Regions from separate parts of the Homo sapiens genome. Here all the other regions are linked to region 3. Evidence: chromatin contacts called from ENCODE Hi-C or POLR2A ChIA-PET data. All regions are on one chromosome and are shown on one strand. Each heading gives the region's core, a stretch centred on a gene start or an enhancer-like site at or near the end of the contact. The rest is flanking DNA. Distances are from core to core; before and after follow the strand shown. Region 1 holds the start of PSMC1 (proteasome 26S subunit, ATPase 1). Region 2 holds the start of NRDE2 (NRDE-2, necessary for RNA interference, domain containing). Region 3 holds the start of ZC3H14 (zinc finger CCCH-type containing 14).

Evidence for each region. A loop is a pair of places that touch in the nucleus more often than their neighbours do. ChIA-PET counts read pairs that join two places held with the same protein, here RNA polymerase II (POLR2A). Pooled maps may share reads with other maps.
Region 1: a map of naive thymus-derived CD4-positive, alpha-beta T cell shows a loop between it and region 3 (15-fold over the local background). The contact joins the promoter of PSMC1 here to the promoter of ZC3H14 in region 3. A Hi-C loop is called at or near these places in 3 of 168 maps with a recorded cell type or tissue (ascending aorta, gastrocnemius medialis and naive thymus-derived CD4-positive, alpha-beta T cell), 1 of 37 single-sample maps with no recorded cell type and 13 of 50 pooled maps.
Region 2: a loop to region 3 is called in a map with no recorded cell type, with 5 times the contacts of the local background. The contact joins the promoter of NRDE2 here to the promoter of ZC3H14 in region 3. A Hi-C loop is called at or near these places in 1 of 37 single-sample maps with no recorded cell type and 7 of 50 pooled maps. POLR2A ChIA-PET finds 5 or more read pairs at or near these places in 1 of 52 experiments (A673).

The regions. Positions count from the first base shown.
Region 1 is chr14:90,255,258-90,257,957 of GRCh38, forward strand. It overlaps PSMC1 (proteasome 26S subunit, ATPase 1), which reads left to right and starts at 1,296. Exons shown (of 11, transcript NM_002802.3): 1 at 1,296-1,343. The coding sequence starts at 1,341. RefSeq lists enhancers at 942-1,471, 1,347-1,586, 1,472-1,999.
Region 2 is chr14:90,330,456-90,333,339 of GRCh38, forward strand. It overlaps NRDE2 (NRDE-2, necessary for RNA interference, domain containing), which reads right to left and starts at 1,486. Exons shown (of 14, transcript NM_017970.4): 1 at 1,386-1,486. The coding sequence starts at 1,449. RefSeq lists an enhancer at 1,240-1,419 and a silencer at 1,570-1,719.
Region 3 is chr14:88,561,650-88,564,388 of GRCh38, forward strand. ZC3H14 (zinc finger CCCH-type containing 14) reads left to right here and starts at 1,388. Exons shown (of 17, transcript NM_024824.5): 1 at 1,388-1,520; 2 at 2,002-2,044. The coding sequence starts at 1,485. RefSeq lists a silencer at 1,177-1,886.

The DNA of each region.
Region 1 (2,700 bases), core at 46-2,545, 1.7 Mb after region 3:
CTAGAAAGCTCTTCCACCAGATATCTGAATAGCTTACTCCTTCATGCCTTACGGGCTTTTGCTCAAGTATCATCCAATTTAAAGTTAAAATCACCCACCACTGCTGCATGCTCCTAATCCTAGGCATTTTTCCTAGGCATTAATTTTTCCTATGGCATTTACCACTATGTGGCATACTATATATTTTACTATTTACTTGTTTCTTGTAAAATGCATTAGGGAAAGGATATTTATTTTGTTTTTTAAATTTTTATTAATTTTTTTTTTTGAGACAGAGTCTCGCTCTGTCACCTAGACTGGAGTGCAGGGGCGTGATCTCACTGCAACCGTCGCCTCCCAGGTTCGAGAGATTCTCATGACTCGACCTCCCAAGCAGCTGGGATTACAGATGCCCACGATGATGCCCGACTAATTTTTGTATTTTTAGTAGAGATGGGAGTTTCACCATCTCTATCCTATGTGTGATACTGTCCTATCGTGTGATTTCATGTGTCATGTACACTAGATGCCAGATTTGTTAACAGAGGTCGATAGTGCTAAGACTTTCTATTACCGTGTTGCAGTGATGATGAAAAGGAAGAAGTATACCTGTTGTGTGTTCATAAGGGAAATATTTTTAGTGTTTCACAACTAAAATCCCTAAATCAATCTGGAGCAGAAAAAAAATCATCCATTTCTCCAGTTCAGAAAGATGCAGTATTTTGAGCACTTGTTAATGAAATTTCCAGAAACAGAAGGGATTGTTGCCATTTTTCTGATGTCCTGGAGGGTGTAACAAATGAGGAACTTTACCAATCAGCTTCAAGATGAGGAATTTAAGACATTTGGCATCATCACAAGTCACAGGTCATCAGAAAAAGACAGGTTTAGAAGACTCGTTACACACATACTCCCAGATGTGCAGGTTAAATTCCAGAAGCTGAATAATAACTGAAATATTTGTGCAAATGTATATGTCAACTTCCCAGTTCCAAATACCATTCCAGTTTTTAGAACCATAAAGTTCTTCCCAGTTATAAATTTTGCATAATTTAAATATTTTATATTTTCACGATTGTCCTAATTCTTTGACAGTAGGGGTCATTGTCTTAAGTTGTTGACAAGCGCCTCATAACGGGTATTCAAAAATTTCTTTCAAGTAAAATATTTATAAAGTTCACTTTATGCTTATAAACTGCTGCGTTGCCCTAGACCGCCCGCACAAGCCCTTGGAGCACAACTTGGTCAGCGCAGAATTTGGTTCCTATCAGCTTCCGTAGCGTCCCTAACGACTTCCGCCTCTGGCGGGCCGCAGTGGTGGAGGAACTTCCGGCAGCGGCAGCTCAAGTGGCCAAGGCAAGATGGTGAGTGACTAAGGGTTTCTTTCCGCTGGTCGTCGCGGTGCGATGGGGTCTCAGCAGCCTGAGGCGAGAGAAAGAGGCGGCTGCCCGAGGAACTGGGACAGCCCTCTTCTCCTTTTGCCGGCCTGATCTTCTCGGCGGGTGGAGGCTCCCAGAGACCGCGCTCATGTCCACCGCGGGCCGGGGCCGACCAACGGGCCTTGCCCGGGGATCCTGGGGCCGGGGCTCAGAGCAGAGAGAGGGTCTCCTGCGTGGTCTTGTGGGGCGGCAGAACGGATCAGGCCGCTGGCTTTGCTGCTCCGCCGACCAGGGCTTTGCTGATCGGCGCTGGGAGTTTCGGGGGCGCCTCCTCGAGTCACCGGGAAAAATGCTTTTTGAGTCGGGCAGGTGAAGGGTGCTGGAGAAGAGGGTGGGATTCATTCCACCTGAGGAGTTGAGCGCGGAGTCGTGGAAGGCCTTTCGGAGCTGGGGGCATTTGAAGGAGGCCTTAAAGACGTTGTTATGACAGGCGGAGCTAAGACGGAAAGGGCCCGTGGTGCAGTAGTAATAATAAAAACAGCTAGCATTTATTCATCAATTCACTAAACAAGTATTTACTGAGCACTTGGTGTTTTGTTGTTGTTGTTAAACTTTTGGCTAGCTTCTGTTGTAGACACTGAGGATTGATTGAAGTCCCTGCCTTCATAGTGCGTACATTCTAGAGCAGAAGGCAGACAATCATCAGAAATATGTAATATGATGTCAGGGGTGGGGTGGTCATTGTTGTATGGTTATTGTATAGAAAGGGATAGCTTGGAGGAGTGGCTGCTTTTTATAGAGTCAGCGAAGGTAGCTCTGAGGAGGTGAAATTTGAGCGGACCGAAATTGAGGGAGTAACCCCTGCAGATGTCTGAGGGAAATGTGGTCAAGGCAGAAGATACAGCAAGTGCAAAGGACCTGAGATGGGAATGTTTAACCTGTATCATGAACGGCAAGAAGGCCAGATCTCATAGAGGTCTTTTTTATTTTAATTTTAATTTTTATTTTTTTGAGACGGAGTCTTGGTCTGTCGTCCAGGCTGGAGTGCAGTGGCGCGATCTCCGCCTCCCGGGTTCAAGCGATTCTCCTGCCTTAGCCTTCCAAGTAGCTGCGACTATAGGCGCCCGCCACTACGCCCGGCTAATTTTTGTATTTTTGTAGAGACGGCGTTTCACTCTGTTGGCCAGGCTGGTCCTGAACTCCTGACCTTATGATCCGCCCGCCTCGGCCTCCCAAAGTGTTGGGATTACAGGCGTGAGCCACCGCGCCCGGCCTCATAGAGGTCTTATACGGATTTCTGGGTAGTATTCTAAGCATGTACCAAGTACTTTTCCAGCATTTT
Region 2 (2,884 bases), core at 236-2,735, 1.8 Mb after region 3:
CCTGATAGAGATTACAGTCTAGTAAGGGAAGACAACAATTTTACACAAGAAATTACTCACAATTATGAGAAATAGGACAAGCGCAGTGGCTCATGCCTGTAATCCTAGAACTTTGGGAGGCTCAGATAGAGAATCGCTTGAGCTCAGGAGTTCGAGACCAGCCTGGTCAACACAGTGAGACCTCGTCTCTACTAAATATTAAAAAAAATTAGCCAGGCCTGGTGGTGCACACCAGTAGTTCCAGCTATTCATGAGGCTGAGGCAGGAAGTTAAGCCCAGGAGTCTGAGGCGGCAGTGAGTTATGACAGTGCCACTGTACTCCAGCCTGGGCAACAGAGTGAGACCCTGTCTCAAAAAAAAAAAAAAAAATTAGGAGAAACGTTACAGAAAGTGTAGGAACTATATTAGAGGATATAACAGACAGGTAAGACTCAATTGCGCCCTGTCACATATGGCACATAATTTAGAATTACTTTTTTTTCTTTTTTTTTTAGAGACAAGGTCCCCCCACCCCAGGGCAGGATGCAGCGGCACGATCATGGCTCACTGCGGCCTCAAACTTCTGGGCTCAAGCAATCCTCCTACCTCAGCCTCCTGAGGAGCTGATACTATAGGTGTGCACCACCACGCCTGGCTTTTTTTTTAAGAGACAGGAGTCTCGCTATGTTGATCATGATGGTCATGAACTCCCGGGCTCAAACTATCCTTCCACCTACAGGTGTGGGCCACTGCTCCTGGCCAGGATTAATTACTTCTTAAATGAACTATGTACCCCAATTTTGAACAATGCAGCTCTGCTGGAAATGTCTGGGACTTAAGTAAAATGTGTAAAGCCATAACCTGATACACACTAGGCCCTCAAGAATAAATGTTAGTTATTTTCACTGGGTGCTGTGCCCCTCCAGAGAGAAACTGATTAGGTTTTGGATACTAATCCCCTAGCTCTAGGCCGCTAAGTAATACCAATCTAATAAGCATTTCAGAAATAAGTATAACAGGAAAGGAAGTAATATGTAATAAAAACATTCTGCATTTGCATCAAGGGTTTCCTCGAGATGTCGAGTATCATTATTCCCAATTTAAAGATGAAGTAACTGAGGCTCGAAAAGAAGAACAGGACCTAACAACATCGTACAGAAGTCCCAGCTCCAGGGCATCTGCTGGTCTTTCTCCACCCCTCCATAACTCTACAACCTTGGTCCAGAACAGGCCTCTGGGCCCCAGACCTCGGAGGGATTGAGCCTTTCCCAGAAGGCTTTGCAGCGCCGCGGAGAACTCTGGGATACAAATGGATACACAAATCCAAAGCAAAAGTCTAGACCTGGGCCCGAGAAACAGCCTCTTAAGCCCCCCAGGTGCCTTCTTCGGCTCGTTTGTGTGCTTACCTTTCCTGGAGCTCCCGCCATCGGGAGCCTCACTAAGCCCCGCAAAGGCTGGGAACAGCGCCATGACCACAGGCCGTACCTCCGTTCTTCTCTATAGGGATGGCGCCGGCGAGCGAGCGCCGGTCTGAGGACCCCTGCCGTCGCGGTGCACTCTGGGAAATGTGGTTTTCGCGGCGCTCTCTGGGGCTTGACCCCGAAGCGGGAGGGGCGGGGCCCAGAGAGGAGGGTCGTCAAGGGACTGGGGCGCGGCGGGGCAGGGAGAGGCAGGGCAAAGCAGGGTGGGGCGGGGCCAAGGGGGGCGGAGCGAGGAGTGACGGGTTCCTAGTGGTTGGGACCCTGTGAGAACCGGAACTGCGAAAACCGGAGAAGGGAATTGTTGACCGCGAAAGGGACTAAGGAAATTGGGATTCCAGTTCGACCCCTAAATTCACACCATCCTTGCTAACTGGGTCAACTTAAACGCTCTAAGCATTACTTTCCTTATCTGCAAAATATTGAGAAGATTAAATGAACATATTTATAAAGGGCCTAGCATTGAGTCCGGCCCATGAAAAGCACTTAATATGTGTTAGCTATTATGTGAATTACGACTGCAAGTTCGGCTCAAAGTCATGTGAGATATCCGAACTTCAATCAGGTTACCATATTAAATACCCCAGAACAAGGAAAAATGGAAAGTCCCATCAAGTTCAAGGGTCTTTGATAGTTAGGAAATACCTGTCTGTGAAGCATTCTTGACCCCGGTTCCTCCCACCCAAAATCTAATCACACTTGCTACCAGAAATATAGAGAGTAAAGGAACAACTTAGAAGACTTTGTACTACCAAGAAACAATTAGCCAAATCTAGAATATGGGAAATTATAGAAAACAACCGTGCTTCCTTAACATATCAAGGGCTTTAAGAGGGCAGGAGATTGTAATAGATACGAAGATCTTACAGACACATCAAGCAAATACAACATATTTGTGGCCTCATTATAATTCTGATTGGACAAACTGTAAAAAGACCTTTTTAAGATAGATGGAGAAATAAGAAGGTAGGCAGAGTACAAGCAATTCACAAGTAATTCTTGTGAATTCTGTTAGATGTACTAAAGTACTTATGTCACTGAGGTGACCCTTATTTATTTATTTTGAGACAAGGTCTCCTTCTGCCACCCAGGCTGGAGTGTAGTGGTACGATCTCTGCTCACTGCAGCTTCGAACTCCTCGATTCAAGCAATCCCCTCACCTCAGCCTCCCAAGTGGCTGGAACCACAGGCATACACCACCATGTCTGGCTTAATTTTTTTTTTTTTAATAGAGACAGGGTTTCACCATGTTGCCCAGGCTGGTCTCGAACTCCTGGGCTCAAGCGATCTGCCCCCCTCTGCCTCCCAAAGTGCTGGGTGCCTGTGCCTGAGCACCCCCCAACCCAGCCTGAGATTACTTTTTAAAGTTCTTATATATTAGAGATATATACTGAAATATTTGCAAGTGAAAATAGATAGGTAAATGA
Region 3 (2,739 bases), core at 138-2,637:
TCACTCTCTCATCAAGGCTGTAGTGGCATGATCTTGGCTCACTGCAACCTCTGCCTCCCAGGCTCAAGCAATCCTCCCCTCTCGGCTTCCCAACTAGCTGAGACTAGAAGTGCATGCCACCACGCCCAGCTAATTTTTTGTACTTTTGAAGAGACATGTTTTTGCCATGTTGCCCAGGCTGGTCACGAACTCCTGGTCTCAAGTGATCCGCCAGCCTAAGCCTCCCAAACTGCTGGGATTACAGGCATGAGCCACCGCACTCAGCCAGAAATGAATTCTTGCTAACAACCTGAATGAGCCTGAACATAGATTCCTCCTCAGTCAAGCCTCCAGATGAGAATACAGCCTGCCTGACACGATTGTAGCCTTGTGAGACCCTGAGCAGAGGACCCAGTGAGGTTGACCCACGGAAACCATGAGATGATAAACGTTTGTGTTTTAAGCTGCTAAATTTGTGGTCATCTGTTATGCAGCAATGGATAACAGAGACCACTCTCAGGAATTAGTGGATATGAGGGAGAAAGGAGACCTCTCTGTGCTTCCTCTGTTTCCCAGGTTTTGTGATCAGGGATAGGGAGAATTCGGCTATTGATACAAATAGGGGAATCAACAGTAGTAACCTATTGAGTGGAGGAAGGGGAGATGAAGGCGACTTCTGTCTAAGCGCTGAGTTGGGAGAAAATAAGAGTAGTTACTTAGAATTTGGGAGTGGGGTTTGTGTGAGAATTCAAGGCTGATGGAAAATTCGGTCATTATCAGCACAGAGTTGACAACTTAAGTCCTAAGAACAAAAGTGTTGTCCCACGGAGGGTGTTCAGAGAAGCAGGAGGATGGGATTCGTCTCGGGGAGAGGCCACGGGTGGCCCTGGAAGAAGGAAGGCAGAACCAAACCCAGGAGGGCCAGTGTACTGCAGAGTCAAAGAGTTGACGGATTGGCTCTGTTGCTCTGGATAGTCCATTTTCCCTTCAAGGGTAATTGCAGTGCAACCTCTAATGGGCAGACTCCATTTTACAGGTAAGAAAAGTTGAAATACCTGGACCGATACCATACTGACAGTAAGTGAGGGCTGGATTTGAACTCGCGTCTCATATCACAGCCCAAGATCTTTCTGCTACACATTTAATTCATTCTTACCATCCAAGAGAGAATAAAATGAATAAGCGGAGGGCCAGCAGAGAGACTAACGAAAGGTCCCCGAGGTGCCCGGGAGGCGGAGCTGCAAGACCACCCGCACGCGCACGCCGCCGCCCTCCTTGCCTGAGCACAGGTTTCGCGGGTAGAAGGCGTGCGCAGGCGCGGACACGGGCGCATGCGCGTTCACTCCGGCGCGCAGTGCCGGCCGGGGCGGGGATACGCCGTGTGCGCGGCCGGGGGCGGAACGGAGGAGGAGGCGGTGGTGTCCCGGCTGCGGGGTAGGAGTCCGCGGCAGCCTCCGGGTAAGCCAAGCGCCGCGCAGTGCTGAGTTCCCGCACGCCGCAGAGCCATGGAGATCGGCACCGAGATCAGCCGCAAGATCCGGGTGAGGCCCGTGCCGGTCGGGGGTGGGAAGCCAGGTCTCGGCGAGCGGGCGGTTGTCAGGAGTAACGGGGACTGTGGGCCCGGGTGGACGCCGCGGCCTGGCCTCCGCTGGACGCTCCTGGCGGGCTGCGGCTCCTCCTCGTCCAGGCCGCCTCGGCCCTGGGGACATTTGCGGCCTCGGAGCGTGGCTGCGGCTGAAGTAGCCGCCGGGAAATGGAAGGACAGGCGCAGGCCCGGCTGGAGCCACCACCGCGGCGCACGGCGCCGCTTTGGATCCGCTGCGGGAGGTGGGCGCCGCGGGGCTGGGGCTGGAGCTGGAGTGGGGTGCGGGGTGGGGGGCGGTGCAGGCGAGGCTCCTCCCAGCCCCCGCCCGGGGGATCCGAGGTGCGCGCACCAGCAAAGTGGCCTCAGCCGCTGCAGAGTCCGGTCTTGTTTTCCTAGAGCCGCCTTTCTCACATGCACGTTTGCTCTTTTTCTCTCAGAGTGCCATTAAGGGGAAATTACAAGAATTAGGAGCTTATGTTGGTAAGTGTTTTTTTGGTTGTTAGTCTTACAGAATTTAGAGTTTGCAGCTAATAGAATTTTAGTGAATGCGTATTTCTCACCGTACTTTGGACATTGGGAGAGACTCCCTTCTACCTTCTTCAAATCTTATACTCCCTGGTTACTTCTTTATCATCTTTTTGCAACCTTGTTTTTTTTCTCCCAAACCTCCTTCTGTTATGGTGTTTTGAAATTTAGTTTCCTCCGTTAAGGCTCTGTTTGACCGAATTTTATTTTATGTTTTTCCTATTCTCTCTCTCTCTCATTTTAAATTCTAGGGACGGGTCTCGCTACGTTGCCCAGGCTGGTCTTAACTCCTGGGCTCAAGCAATTATCTGACCTTAGCCTCCCTAGGTGCTGGGAGTGCGGGGATTACTGGTGTGAGCCACCATGCCTGTTTAAAGTTTCCTATTCTTGTTACTTTCCTCTTGACATTTGTTTTTAGAACTCTGATGTTGGATGTGAATGTTTGATGCTTTCTGGCATTTGCTTCTGTAATGGTTCAGTGAGTTTTATTTTCCGATCTCTTTATGTTTTCCCTCTCTCTCTGAAACAGTAAGGCTTTTTCCGTCTCTTTATTCTTTTATAATTTGAGTGTTTACTCTGGGTCAGGTACTGTGCTTAACTATTGTATATGTATTAACTCAGGATAATCCCTACGAGAATCCTGGAAGGTA